Linked DNA regions of Mus musculus: region 1 is linked to region 2. The links are chromatin loops, found by intact Hi-C in ENCODE. Cell type or tissue: heart. All regions are shown on one strand.

Region 1 (8,000 bases), 760 kb after region 2:
TTGACATCTTCAAAGTAGTTATTAGTCATAAAAGTGGACTGTTGCAGAGACTGATGTGATTATTGTCTGAGGTCATTGGTAGTGGTCACCTGCTAATACACTGTAATGAGAAGTGGGAAAAAAATGCTTCATGCATATGTGCTGAAATTTTTTTATGATCTAGCTAGAGCACTGATTATGAAGTTAATTTTATATATAAAATAAGTTTGTATAGTAACCAATGTTTCGATCTTAATGCATCTAGTATGGTTTTATTAAGTTAACCATTATGCATTATAAACTCATGTAAAACGATGATCTCTAATAATTAGAGATTATAAATATATAACTCTTTAAGATATATTGTTTGTTGATAGTTTATGGATCTTAGTTATGAAAATGGTATAAATGTTGCAGATTATTAATTTTTATTATTTTTTAATGTATATATGTGTTGTGCCTCCATGTATGTCTGTACACCTCATGAATGCAGTGCTCATAGAGGCCAGAGGTTGTCTGTTCCCCTAGGATTAGAGTTACATACATGTAGTTGTTAACTGCAGTATGGGTGCTGGCAGTCTAACTCAGGTCCTCTAGAAGAGGAACCTGTGCTCTTAACTATTAAACCATCTCCCCAGCCCAGATTTTGCAGTTTTACTGTTGTATAAAAGTTTCTTTTTGTTAACATGCTACTTTTAAATTCCAGATTCAGTTTCTAGTTGCTGTTCAGGATTTAATATATCTGCAAGCATCTTTCAAGTTGAAAATTTTAAAGTGTTGTACACAAGCTCAGATTTGGGGACATACATTGTCATGATTACAAAATTTTATGTTATTTTAACCTTACAAAAATAATTCTGAAAATTTATCAAATAGATGTATTTCATTGAATCCATATAAAGATAGAAAAGGAACTCGGAGAGAGTATAATTTCCAAGGCTATACATTAAATTAGAAGATACTTTATATTTGAGCATAGTGTCCCTAAGGGAGGTGTTTTCCTTGTTGAAATTCGTAAGATGGCGAAGTTTTCATAGCGTGACAGAGCAATCTAGTGTTGCCCAGGGCAGAGTAACCTCTGGACATGTTTTTAGAAAGGAAACTGGCCATCTACCAGAGTCTCAAAGAACTGGTGGACTACTTATTTCTTGAGGTATCTCCCCTCCCCTTTTTCTTTCTTGTTTGTTTGTTTGTTTGTTTGTTTGTTTGTTTTTCAAGACAGGGTTTCTCTGTGTAGCCCTGACACTCTTAAAGCTCACTCTGTAGACCAGGCTGGCCTCAAACTCAGAGAGTCGCCTGCCTCTGCCTTGCTAGTGCAAGGATTAAAGGCGTGTGCCACCAGCTCATGGCTCTGGAGCTCACCTTTCACTGTTGAAATTAATTGTGTGGTATTCTTTTCATTGAAGGAATTGTTGAGCACTGGGTATAGTTTGATGTTCTAGCATGTGTCTACCATATTTGCAGCCGTAGGTTCAATCCCCAGCAATGAGGAAATACGAATTTCCAGGGTTTTGTTTTGTTTTGTTTTGTTTTGTTTTGTTTTTAATTTAAAAAATCCATTTCTTTAGCTTTTTTATTTATTTATTTACTTAAGGTAATTTAGGCACACACCTTTAATCACAGCACTTGGGCGGCAGAGGCAGGTGGATTTCTGAGTTTGAGGCTAGCCTGATCTACAGAGTGAGTTCCAGGACAGCCAGGGCTACACAGAGAAACCCTGTCTCCGGAAAGAAAAAAAAAAAAAACAAAAACAGAGATTGAAATAGCATTACTTTGACCAGGTTGGCCTTGAACTCAGAGATCTGCTTACCTCTCTCTGTTTCCCTAGTACTAAGATGAAAGGTGTGTACTACCACCAGGCAGTTTTATTTAGAATAACTTTGGCTGAGGATGTAGCTTATTGGTAACGCATTTGTGTAGCACTGCAACCCCTGGATAAAACCCCTGGCACCACAAAAATAGTAAAATAAATAAAAGCAGAATTTTTCTGGGAGTAATGATAGACACCTGCAATCTCAGCACTCAGGAGGTGAAAGCAGGAGGACCAAAAGGGAATCCAAAGCCAAGATGGACTTATTTCAGACTAGCCTGGGATCATGTCTCGTAAAACTATGTTTCAGGAACCAAAAGTACATACATATATACATACATACATACAAGAAATTATCTCATGCTTTTTAATTGTACCTTTAAGATTTTATTTTTTTCTTTTTATTTATGTGTATTTGTGTGTGCATGCATACATGCTTGCAGATACTTGTAGAGGTCAGAAAAGAGAATTAGTCCCTGCAGCTGGAGTAACGTGGTTATGTGCTGCCCAGCATGGGTGCTGGGAACCAAAGCACAGTCCTCTCCAAGAGCAACGGTGCTGTTAACACTGAGCCATCTTCCACTCTCTACTCATGCCACTTTTAAATGGGAATCAACATAAGTGAGAAATCTTAACAAATTTAGTGAAACATTAAGAAGTGTTTCTTGTTTTTATAGCTGACAATGTAAGTTAAGTGCTGGTGAAATGGCTAAGGACGTAAAAGACACTTTCCACCAAGCCTGATATCCTGAATTTGATCTCTGAAACAAACACAGTTGAAAGACTCAACTCCTGAAATTTGTCCTCTGGTCACATGCATGCTATGGCATGTATGTACCCACATATGATTTAACACACACAGAGGAAATAAATATATTAAAAAGTAAATACTTATATGTATCAGTTAAGGACTGAAGATGGCACATAGTATTAGGATTGCATTCCTAGTACTGCCAAAATAATGTGAACAAATTCTCAAACATTTACTACAAAAGATGAGTATTAAGGCCTTAAAAAGCTTCAAAATATTAAGATTCAGATTAAATCTTTGATGATCGAAGACATAAACAAGCAATTTTTGTGGTTATTAAAATATTTTTTAAAGAAAAGGTTTATAACTTGAATTTCATTAAATAAGCTTTTGCTTATCTAAAAACATTGAAGTAAAATATAAACCAACATGTCAAGAAATAGAATTTGATACTTTTTTTTTTTTTCTCGAGACAGGGTTTCTCTGTGTATCCCTGACTGTCCTGGAACTCACTTTGTAGACCAGGCTGGCTTCAAACTCAGAAATCCACCTGCCTCTGCTGGGATTAAAGACATGTGCCACCACGCCCGGCAATACTTTCTAAAATTTGATGTGTGTGTGTGTGTCTGTGTGTGTGTGTGGGGGGGGGCTGTAGTAGCATGAGCACAGTGATTGAGGGGGACATATGTCATATGTGCAGAGCAGTGGTTTAGTGGTGAACCCTGTGGGCATAAATAATGCCAGGGCTGGGAAAGAAGAAAGAATCAGGTGATATTTAATGCTAAGGAGCTTAGACTTGATCCTATAGATGACTGAGAGACAGATGATGAGGATTACAGTGGTCATATTTCTGTTTTACAGTTGAAAATCACAAATCAAAAGTTATATAATACTTTCATAAACCAATTTGAACAATATGATTTCATTTTGGTAAAAGGTGTAAGAGATATTCCCCCAGGGATAAGGATGGAGTTTGGTATCTGACTTCTTTTTTTAAAAATTTATTTACTTTATGCATATGAGTACATCACCATTGCTCCCTTCAGACATACCAGAAGAGGGCATCAGACCTCATTACAGATGGTCATGAGCTACCATGTGGTTGCTGAGAATTGAACTCAAGACCTTTAGAAGAGCAGACAGTGTGCTCTTAACCGCTGAGCCATCTCTCCAGCCCCCCTGACTTCTTGCCTAGCATTTTAAGGCTCTGGATTCAGTCCCTGGCCTGATACAAAAACAAACAAAATGATGTATAATTGTCCTTCGTTATCATTGCACTTTATAGCCTCAGATTCAGCCTAGTTTGCTAAAAGAATCTAAATCTCTACTGAACAGACTTTTTCCCCTTGTTATTCCCTAAAAAATACAGTACAACTATTACACGTTAGGTATAAGTAGGAAAAATTTTAAAGTATATGGATGGAAAGGTATGTTAATTATATGCACATACTCTGCCCTTTTGTAGAAGAGACTTAAGTGACCTTAGCTTTGGGTATGAAACAAGAGTTCCTGTAACTAATTTCGGGTGATACTGAGAAAAAGTTATATACGTAGAGTGTGTCCAGCTTTATTGAGATATAGTTTGCAATTACTAAAAATGGGTGTTTTGTTATTGGCTCAATGTAAATATCTGTGTATGCACCTATGAAATCTACCATCCACTGTCAAGTTACTAAAATATCCTCCATCCACAAAGCTCACTTACAGTCCTGAAGAGAGTAACCACCTCTTCTTTAGCCCCTTTTGTCATTTGCAAACCTGGTTTCTGTTTTACTAATTTGCCATTTATGAACATGTCAAATAAATAGGCAACATCTGCTCTTTTGTGTCTGCATTAATTATTTTTCTTGTCAGTGTGGCAAAATACCTGATAAGAAGCAACTTGAATGGGGATGATTTGTTTGGGCTCACAGATTGGGGGAAGACATAGCTTATTCTGGCTGTGAAGGCATGGCATTGGGACAGCTCACTGTGGCAGAAGGAATGTAGGGCAGCAGGCTACATTGCCTTGGCAATTAGGAAACATAGAGATGCTGGAAGTTATAACCCATGGCATATGCACACACATAAGCCATCAGCAGCCCACTTCCTCCAGTTAGGCCTCACAAAACTAACAGCACCACCTGGAGGATCAGATGTTCCAACATAAGCCTATGGGGACACTTCACATTCAAACCATGGCAGCATCTGATTTCCTCTGCTCAGTCTAATCTTAAGGTTCATTTCTTCTGTGAATGTATCAAATTAAAGCAACACTTCACAAATGATGGGCATGTGACCAGTCCTCCAGGTCCCAGTCCCAGTGATGCTTTCTGAGTAGTAGACTGTGTGACAATGTGTCGTGTCATTTCTATCGTGAGACATTGGCTGTTTGCTATTACTGATCCATTTTTAATTGTTCTTACACTTGTTTATTGCATAGTGTGAGTGTGTGCATGTGAGTATGTGCATGCTGTGGTGTGAGGATGTAGGTCAGAAGAAAACTTTGAAGAGTCAGTTCCCTTCTTCAACCATGTGGATTCTGGGAAATGAACAGGGGTTGTTTTCAGGCTGTTGGCAAGTGCCTTTACCTACTGAACCATCTTGTCAGCTTTTTGGCTACTGACTCTCAGATATGTGGTGTGGTGGTGTCTTGTTTTAATTTGCCTTTCCATCATGATTGCTGACACTATTTTTGTGTGGTCATTGGCCATTTCTCTGTTTTTAATGAAATGGGTGGTCAAGTCTGTTTTCATTGGGCAGTGGGAGGAGGCAGGTCACATATAAGAACAGTCTTTAAATTCCCTTGGCTTTGTAAGTGAAGTTCTCGGACACTAGCATAGATAATGTCTATGCCTGCTGCTACAGAAATGAGTATTTATCAGAGTTCTGCTTTTTTTTTTTAAGATTTTAGAGATGCCTAGGAACTGACTTAAAAATATAAACAGAAAAAAAGTGTCTTACATAAAATATTACTGAGTTGATTGTAGCCTTTTTTATTTTTTTTACACTCCATATTTTATCCCCCCTCCCAATTGTAGCTTTTATAAAGTCTTGATTTCTTTTTTTTTTTTTTTAATAATTCAAAACTGTCCCTCTCCGAGTTGCTTTCTCCAGCAGTCAAAAAGTATTTGGTCAGGGATTATAGATTTCAAATTAACTTTGAGTAGTTTTCATGAAGTTTCAAAAGGAAAGCAGTGTCTTTAAAATCAGCTTTCACTTACCTAAAGTTTTTAGGTACCAAAACTGGAGGACAGAGTAGTTTCAGTACTATGTTTTGTTTATTAGACAGTGTTTTAATGGTTAGCCCTGTCTTATCTGGAACTCACAGAGATGCTCTTGCCTATGGAATGAGGGGATTAAAGGCACCAAGCACTGTCCTAGTAGGTTGGGTTTTTTTTATTTTATTTTATGTTTGTGTATGTTTGTGTGTACGTGCGTGTGTGTGTGTGCGCGCGTGTGTGTGTGCACATGCACATGTGCATGCATGCACTTACAGGAACCAGAAGGCATCAGCTCCACTAGATTTGGAGTTACAGGAGGTTGTAATCTGTCTGCTATGGGCTCTGGGAATCAAACTTCAATCTTTTTATAAGAACAGCAAGAGCTCTGAACTATGGACCCATCTCTTCAGACTTTATCATTGATTTGGTATGCTTGTTTTGGTCAAAATTGGTCCTCATTTTATCATCCTAAAGGTTTAATTGGAGAACTGCTAATAAAATAACCATAAAGAATATAGAATTCCTGTTTTAATCATTGGTACACTTATATTTTCATTAATTTGACAATTTTTGTTTTGTTATTTACTTTATTGCAGTGTACCATTTTGGAGTGGGGGTTTGGAGGCACAAGGGCAAAAAGAGGCATAAACAGTAAGAGTACACAGTATAATCTTTGGGAGAAAGTAGTGTGCAGAGGAACATATCTACCTCAATATTCATTGGTAGAAGATTGTGTGCAGAGGAACATGTCTACCTCAGTATTCATTGGTAGAAGATTGAAAATTGCAAATAAGTGGACTTAATTTTTTGTTCATGTAGTTAAAAGCAAGGAAACAGGAAAGAGTACTTAAATTTCTTAATGGAAAGAGTAGATAATATGACATTAATCTTTTAAAGTAGACAATACCTATAGTACATTAGTTAAGCCATCCAGCAGTGTTAGGAAAGATCACAAGTGCAGACTCAGATTGAAGTCATCTGGTCAGCCTTTGAAGGGCTTTACACAGTGGACACCAGCCTGCCCATGAGGAAAGAAAGACACAGGGGCCTGAAAAATGTATCATAACTGTGGGAGTTTATCCTGAGAACACATTGTCCAACATTACATTTATCTTGTAAATCTATAACTTTAAATTTTCATCTCAGATTTTTAATAGTATTTGAAACATAGGATTTAAATCTCTAAAGTAGCATAATAACTACTGAGTGGGGCATATATCCTGTCATGTAATTATTATAGTAGATTTTATACTGTGTTAGAAGGAAATTTCAAAAGTGAAACAGTTCATTTGTAGTTGTAAATACCATGATATTTGAAGTATGCTTTAAAAAAAAAAAAGGAATGTTCTTTTTAAAGATCTCTGGGAAAGGATTTTTTTTCTTCATGTTTCTTTAGTGTTTTTCTTTACTCTTGAGGGTTTTTTGCCATTTTATTCTCATTTAAAAATATTCTCCTGTATAGATACTACTGCTAATTCTTATGAACCAGGAAAAAAAATTTTTTTTTATTTCTTTAGGTACAAACTGTCTTAAAGCCAGTCCATCAGAAGGAAGGACAAGAACTAACTGCCTTGTTGAATGCTCCACATATTCAGGTAGAAAAAGGACAGAATGTTGTTTGTTTCCAGTATTTGTTTTTTTTAAATCATAGTCTCTTAGTCTTGGAAGAGACCTAGTCATGCAGAAAGCAGAGTAATTATTGCTGGGTTATACATTCCATATGTAAAACTATACAAAGTATGTTTTAAAATAGCTTATTTTTAAAAACTGGGCAAAAGTCCCTTACATATTTGTCATGTTTTAGGCCCTTACAGACTTGATTGTAATACTATGTGCATGAGCAAACTATACAGAAATAAATTGTGGTCTTACTTTTCATACGGTGGGTTTCTTTGAAACAGGCACTTTTACTGGCCCATGATAAGGTTGCTGAGCAGGAAATGCAGCTAGAGCCCATTACAGATGAGAGAGTTTATGAAAGTATCGGCCATTACGGGGGAGAAACTGTAAAAATAGTTCGTATAGAAAAGGCTCGGGATATTCCATTGGTAAGTGTTCTCATGTCTGATCTAAGATTGTTTTCTATGCAAAGACCTCATATGGTGTACAGTTGAAGATCCCATTATGTTCCTGGAGAGTTTTCTCTTTGTGAGTTGTTACAATTGTTACAGCAATTTGTTACAATTGTAATATGCTCTTGCTCAAAACCCTTATTAGGTTGAAAAACTAATTTCATTACCTTTTCTCATAACTTAAA
Region 2 (8,000 bases):
TGGGCCTTGAATTCCTGATCTTTCCAAAACTTTTATCATGAATGGGTGTTGGATCTTGTCAAATGCTTTTTCTGCATCTAACGAGATGATCATGTGGTTTTTGTCTTTGAGTTTGTTTATATAATGGATTACATTGATGGATTTTCGTATATTAAACCATCCCTGCATTCCTGGAATAAAACCTACTTGGTCAGGATGGATAATTGCTTTAATATGTTCTTGGATTCGGTTAGCAAGAATTTCATTGAGGATTTTTGCATCGATATTCATAAGAGAAATTGGTCTGAAGTTCTCTATCTTTGTTGAGTCTTTCTGTGGTTTAGGTATCAGAGTAATTGTGGCTTCATAAAATGAGTTGGGTAGAGTACCTTCTACTTCTATTTTGTGAAATAGTTTGTGCAGAACTGGAATTAGATCTTCTTTGAAGGTCTGATAGAACTCTGCACTAAACCCGTCTGGTCCTGGGCTTTTTTTTGGCTGGGAGACTATTAATAACTGCTTCTATTTCTTTAGGTGATATGGGACTGTTTAGATGGTCAACTTGATCCTGACTCAACTTTGGTACCTGGTATCTGTCCAGAAATTTGTCCATTTCGTCCAGGTTTTCCAGTTTTGTTGAGTATAGCCTTTTGTAGACGGATCTGATGGTGTTTTGGATTTCTTCAGGATCTGTTGTTATGTCTCCCTTTTCATTTCTGATTTTGTTAATTAGGATTTTTTCCCTGTGCCCTTTAGTAAGTCTAGCTAAGGGTTTATCTTTCTTGTTGATTTTCTCAAAGAACCAACTCCTCATTTGGTTAATTCTTTGAATAGTTCTTCTTGTTTCCACTTGGTTGATTTCACCCCTGAGTTTGATTATTTCCTGCCGTCTACTCCTCTTGGGTGAATTTGCTTCCTTCTTTTCTAGAGCTTTTAGATGTGTTGTCAAGCTGCTAGTATGTGCTCAGGGTATGGCTTTTTTGGAGAAGGTGTGTCACTGGGGTTGGGCTTTGAGGTTTCAAAAACCCATGTCATTCCAAGTAGCTCTCTTTCTACCTCCAACTTTCAGATCAGGATGTAAGCTCTTAGATACCAACACTGTGCCGGCTTGCCTGCTGTCTTGCTCCTCGCAATGATGATCATGGATTCTAACTCTTGGGAACTGTGAGCCTCATTATAAGTTGCCTTGGCCATCGTGTCTCTTGACAACAATATAAAAGTAACTGGATCAAGCGCTGTGAATACGGTTTTTCCCCCATCAAAATAGTTGATAGAAATCACAATCCCTGGCACTATCTTTTGTTGTTTCTTGGGAAGGTACCCAATCTGCATCCATTAGCACACTCACTACAGATACCTGAGTATCTATATGTAGCCCTCAGACTTTCTTCTGTCCTGCATTCCAAGTCTTGCTGGCCTCTTCATGAGTTAATAAGTCACAAAACCTCTTGGTATGCCTCTTTTCTATTTGTGTAAGAGTCTCATTTTTACCTTTTGGAGAAATATGCTTTAGCAACAAACACCACAACCTAGGAGAAGACCATTAGAACAACCTGAAGGACAGGCTTATCTAATGGTAAGATCTCTTCTTACAAAGTGGATGATCCAAAAGTTGTTGGTGAAATGAGGCAAGAAATGGGAGTGTGTGAGCAAGGTAAGATTGGGGTTCAGGGAAAGATGAGTAGTAGTTAGTAAATCTAAGGAGAATTAATGGTTATCATTTTTAACTAAGGAATTATGTTCAACACATGGCCCTCCACATGGTTCTGCATTACTCATTCCTCCTCCCAGATGAGAGACCTAGCCAACTCATCAACTCACAGTCCAGTGTGTCTTCTTATGTCCTTCTCTGGGGACCAGAAAGTCTACTCAGATGACAGTTACATAACCAAGGGAGCTACTCAAGTATTCTTTAAAGAATAAGCAATGTCTCCCTCCAAGGTGATTTCTGTCCTTAACTAGACCACAAAGCAGATGCCACTAAAAGAAGAAAGAGGGATCCCAAACTGAATGTTGTGCACCCCTTCTGATAGAGCACACACACACACCTGCTGTGCTAGCATCTTTGGAGGCTGCCCCACTCTACCAATCCAGATTCCAGATGGAAAACTGAAGTCTGCAGCTGTCTCTGAAAACATGTGAAGTACTTAGCCTCCTCAAGCTTCTCTTCTCCCAAAAGCTGTCTCAGGAAGCCTTACTCCCTGTCCTCTCCACTCCGACCCCCAGACAGACCAAGCCCAGAAGAACCATGACCTTTGCCTTGATTTCCCAACCCTGAACACACTGAGGGGAGAAGCAGCATGGGAGTGGGGGTGTCTTAGTTAGGATTTTTCTGCTGTGAGCAGACACCATGACCAGGGAAAGTCGTATAAAAGACAATATTTAATTGGGGCTGGCTTACAGGTTCAGAGGTTGAGTCCATTATCATAAAGGTGGGACCATGGATGGCAACTTCTAGGCAGGCAGGCAGGCAGGCACAGTGCAGGCAAAGCTGAGAGTTCTACATCTTCATCTGAAGGCTGCTAGTGGAAGACTCACTTCCAGGCAGCTAGGGTGAGGAATTTTTAGCCTACACCCACAGTGATACACCTACTCCAACAGGGTCACACCTTCTAACCATGCCACTCACTGGCTCAAGCATATACAAACCATCACAGGGGGGAAGCCATCTCGTTCAGACCAGTACTCCTTAAGAAGGCATCTCTGCAAATGTTCTCCAACCTTCAACAGCACAAGACAGATGGCATCCTTTAAAGACGCTTTTATGTCTTTCTCATTAGTCTAGGTCAGAGGAAAACTCCCCAACCAGCAGCAGGTATCATGAATTCTGATATCTGAGCATCCAATGTTTGTATGTGCCTCAGGAGTTGGTTGCTTCACTGTGCCTCCCAATATGATTGCTACAGGTACCTGGAAAAGGTGGTTTGGCTTACAAGCCCAAAGCTTTCCTGCTCAGCAGAGGTCTTCTTCAGGAAAGTACTCATGTGTCTAAAACTGGAGGAGGTTGTAGCCATTCCAAGTGGTGCAGTTTTTCAGCGTCAGAAGGGCTAGAGGGGGTGCTACCATAGAACACCATCCTGGCAGCCACTGGGATGTAACCTTAGAGTGATAGGGCACAGATATCCTGGCGTTTCTCAGTTACAGAGTTCTTGATACCCCTCAAAGAATAAGCACGCCCCAAATTCAGATGCATGGGGGTTCGGGGCAGTCGGGAGTGAGTGCCAGGCATACCTAATTCCAACAGCCGCTATGGTCCGAGAAAGGTACAAAGTGCCAGTGTAATTCAAGAATGTCGCCGCAAGATGGCAGGCTTTAACCTCTAATCCCAAAGCTCCAGCACTCTGTTTCCTGCAGGGCTGGGGGGCACGGGAGGTGGGGGGTACCAAGGTGATGAGCTGTATGTAGGCAGAGGCATCTCTTCATTTATTAATATTCCCAGATGCAGCTTGAGGAGATTTCATGTCACTTTAGGGAACTGATTTGTTTTGGCATCCATTTTCTTTAAGAAGAATAATTTCCTAATCATTTGTCAGATAAGGCACTTTTAAATTTTAGTTCCTCCCCTCACGGGGGGGGGGGGGCGGGGAGGGAGTCTGCCTGAAAGATTCGAGATAGAAAGGTTATATATTTGGCCAGAATATGTATCTATGTGTTCACAACATAACGATGCTGTTTTCCAGGGGTCCCAGGGAATAAACAACTTACCTTCTGGTAAAACAAACATTGATGGGCCTTATAGGAACACAACGAAGCCAGAGGGCTAAAGTTATATTAACAGTGACTCTAAATGCTGCTTCAAGTCTCAACTATAATTATAATTTTCACCATCAACTCCACTGGCTCTTTCTTCTAATGATTTCACCACCAACTTTAAAAAAAAAAAGAAGTGATACAGGAATTTGTGTCTCAAGGTATTCAAGGTTATCATCTTCTAAAAGCAGAAAACGGGTAATCTGCTCCAATTGCTTAGAAAGATGATTGCTTGCTTGTGTGTGTAGAGACTCTGTGAGGGTGGGAGGCAGGAACCCCCACAGAGGGGACAGACAATCTGACACTGGGTACTGTGGCTACCTAAATAATCTGAGTTCTGGACAAAACAGGGAATTAATTTGATTGCATCTGGATGAAGTCGGTTTCATACCAATAAGAACCAGATAAGGGACTAGAGAGAGTTAACTGGGAGCATCTTAACTCAAATTAAGGTATAATTTCCTTAGGGTTTTCAAAATAACAATAGCTTGCAGAAGGTAGTTAGCACTCATACTGGGAGAAGACTTGGCCCATCCTGTTAATAAAGACTTGCTCCTGGGTCCAACCACAAGAGCCAGTAATTAGATTCCACTACTCTGTGTCCCAAGCAGCTTGCTAGGTGACCATTAGCCTCTTCCCCAGAGGTGGAAGTGGTGATCCAGGGATGTCACACAGGTCAGGACTCATGAAGACAAGAGCAATTAACCTCCCTCCAAGTGTGTGTCTGGCTGGGAGGGGAAGCAGAGACAGGACTGTGCACGGTACATTAAAAAGCATTTATGAAGGGGTAGGTCAGAAGAGCTCAGGGAAAGAACCATGTAATGAGTGATGGTTATTAATGACCATTATTATCCTTGTCCTGACCCAAGGACTATTCCTTCAAGATTGTTTACTTAGTATGCAGAAGTGAAGCTCCGACACAAGGGGCTCCGGGACTCTATTAATCCACTGGTGATACACACAGAGAAAATAGCTCCATAAAGTGAAATTCTCTCCTAAAAATTAATATATACAAATGAAAATTTTAGAGCCCTCGTGGTCTACCAGAAGAGAAATGGATCGATCCTCCGTGCAGTGAATCCCATAATGGAGGGCGTCAGGGCAGTTTAACATGAAAAGGATATTGATCTCTCTTGTTACTTGATTCAACTTGATTCCTTCTGGATTGCCAGAGGCCTCTGTGACAGCGTAGACTTTGGTCTGGAGGGCAATCAAGAGCCATACTTTCTGGTCTTCTATTTATTCATTAAAGTTTGACAATATTTCTACAGGGGAAAATAAGGAGAATTCAGAGAAAGTCTTCATGTATGCCAGGTCCTTTTCAGACTAAGAAATGTGTGAACAGGCTGCTTCAGAGGTGCTGGGAAAGAAGATAGACAGGCAGGCCATCACAGCATGATGGTGATGTTTGTTGAGGTTTGGTTTATAGTTTTACTTATTAAACTGTAAGAATTCATTAATACAACTCTATTAATATTTTAGACAGTACTTCCCAAAAAGAGAATTTAAGAAAAAACAAAGTCCCCTTTTTATCAGTTCATACCACCTAAATTATCTGTCTTCTGTGGATGGCACTGCTAATGCATGATATGTGCCTGAGATTTTCTGTGGTCTTTGCATCTACACACACACACACACACACACACACACACACATGCACACACACACAGTTACACACACACACACACGTACACATGCACACACACATACATACACAGGTACACGTGGACACACACACAGTTACACACACACACATGCATGTGCATGCACACACACATACATACACAGGTACATGTGGACACACACACATGAGCACACAAAGTGAAAGTCAGGAACAGAGATTCTGTAAAAACAGAATGAGACCATGTCAGCTTTCCCTTACTATAACAAAATACCTGAGACAATCAAGGTGAAAGGAGGAAGATCTCTTGGACTCATTGTAGAGGTTTCTACTCATAATCACTTGGCCCTGTCACTTTGGGCCTATGGCAGACATATATGGTGATCAAAGCTTTATACAGCATGGTGGCTGGGAGGTACAGAGAAGGGCATGAGGTATCCACGGCCTCAGTAGCCCCTTCACTGACCCATCCCAGAAAACCCAACTTCCTTCTACTTCTACCTGACTCTACCACCCAACAGTCCCAACCACTTCCCAGGAATGCAATAAGAAGTTGGTAACCAAGCCATTAGCATGTGAGCCTTTCCCACACATTTACAGCCCAAACTATAATGAAACCGTTCATGTTACAGAATTTAATATGCTTTGGGAATTGTTCAGTGAAAGTAAAACTCCTTTATTCTTTAATAAGTCATACCACTCCATGGTATGAAAACCTTTTCACTTGATGTTTTTCTTTTGTCTTAAGGGTCTCACTATGTAGCCCTGGCTGTCCTAGAACTCTCTCTCTCTGTAGACCAGGCTGGCCTCAAACTCACAGAGATCCATTAACCTCTACCTTCCAAGTGCTGGGATTAAAGGTGCATGCCACCACTGTCCAGAAAGCCTCATGTTTAAAACGAGGTAAAACAGTTAAATCCATCAAGCTGACTGTATATGGAATAGACACTAGCAATACAGACAGAGTGTGTGGAGACAGACCAGCAGAGAGGAGTGTGACCAGACACCTCTGCCTGCAGATACAGTCTGTCGAGGGGAGAGGGAGAAGAGGAAAGCCCAAATGGGCTAAAGGCTTATTTAAAAAAAAATAAAAAAGACTGAGTTTAACTAAAGACTCCTAAATTTGTTCTGAACTGGCAAGGGTAAGCTTATTTATCACCATGAGTAAAAAGAAAGAAAAAACCCTGAGTGTTAGTTACTCGAGCTCCGTTTCCCATTATACAACTTAAATGTTACTATCTCAGAGTGCTGGGGGCTAGGAGCTATCGATGAAGACACCAAAAAAGTTGGTTTTAAGTTGCAGAGAGAGAGAGAGAGAGAGGCTTTCAGACTCCCTCTCTAGCTCCTTGTAGTTCAACGGCAATCCTCCACATTATTTGGCTTATCAATATTTGGTTTACAGAACCATTACTCTCCTCTGTCTACATCTCGTGATTTCCCTGTGTGTATGGCCATGTCCAGACTCCCCCTTTTTATTAATCATATCGGGTTGGGGCTCACCCCAGTGAGCTCCTTTCAATTTAGTTATTTCTGTAGAAATTCTCTCCAAATAAGAACATGTTCTGAGATACAGGGTTTAGAATCCCAACATATCTCTGGCAGGAGGTAGAGGGGAGGGGGAACAGAAGATTTTAATACACAACAAATGTGAAGACTAAAGGGAAACACGGCTCTGCTTTTGCCCATTTAAATTGTCTACACTGAAATGTGTCCCTGCAATACAATTTCGCTTGCATCCACAAATAGAAAAATTAGGGGCTGGGGATGTGACTCGTCAGTAAAGTGCTTGCCACACAAGCCTGACACATGAGCTGGATTCCCAGCACCCACATAAAAGCCAGCCACTATGAAGGTGGAGGTGGGAGGATCCCTAGAGCTTGCTGGCCAGCCAGTCTAGCCTAATTAGCAAACTCTGGGCTCAGGGAGACTCTGTCTCAATAAGCGAAGTGGAGAGCAACTGAGGAGGAAGACACCCAGCATAAATCCCTGGCCTCCACGTGGGTGTGCGTGCATACATAAACACACAGGGAGAAAGGAGAGCAGGAGAAGAAACAGAAAAATTAATTGCAAAGTGTACATCTAAAAATACTTACATCAACAGAAGGGACAGAGCCCAAGAGAAGGCACAAGAATGAGAGACCTACTTGTTCTCTCATGCAGGAATCCCATAAAAACACTAAACTGAATGCCTGGATGCCGTAATGTAAGTTCAGAGGCGCTGGTGCAGCCCCGTGCAGCCCTGTGCAGCCCCATGCAGCCCCGTGCAGCCCCACGCACACTGCTCCAGCCTCTGTGACTTCATATGAACTTTCTCATGTTGATTATGGGGGTCTTGTTTCTTGGTTTCCTCCTTTCCCTCTGGCCCTCACACTCTTTCTGCCTCCTCTTCTGAGGAGTTTCCTGAGTTCTAAAGGGGGGGGGTAATAGAGATACCCCATTTTCTGTTGGTCTGTCTTGTTCAATTCCAAAGTGATTGTTTTTCTCTTATCTTATTATGTTTTATTTTGTGGTATTTTTTAAAAAATGGATGAATGAAAACTTTGCTACTAGGATAAAAGTTAACAACTGAATTTTCACTTACATGTGCTGGGAGAGGAGAAAAAAACATTTGTGTTCTCCAATAGAAGAACACTGGGTATATCAACCCCTC

Evidence for each region. Peaks named below come from ENCODE experiments on the same cell type or tissue, not always from the same donor. Only the 100,000 strongest peaks of a DNase experiment are listed, where the experiment ranks them.
Region 1: a loop joins it to region 2, with 21 times the contacts of the local background. A loop is called at or near these places in 3 of 42 quality-filtered maps.

The regions. Positions count from the first base shown.
Region 1 is chr12:78,809,981-78,817,980 of GRCm38, forward strand. Mpp5 (membrane protein, palmitoylated 5 (MAGUK p55 subfamily member 5)) reads left to right here. Exons shown (of 15, transcript NM_019579.3): 5 at 7,261-7,338; 6 at 7,645-7,791. Among named protein-coding and RNA genes, the nearest start is that of Atp6v1d, 48 kb to the right of the region's middle. In heart, a CTCF peak has its summit at 4,691; no DNase peak of the experiment used is centred here.
Region 2 is chr12:78,052,902-78,060,901 of GRCm38, forward strand. No RefSeq gene overlaps it. Among named protein-coding and RNA genes, the nearest start is that of Gm6657, 140 kb to the right of the region's middle. In heart, a CTCF peak has its summit at 3,277 (motif pointing right); no DNase peak of the experiment used is centred here; H3K27me3 peaks cover 938 bases.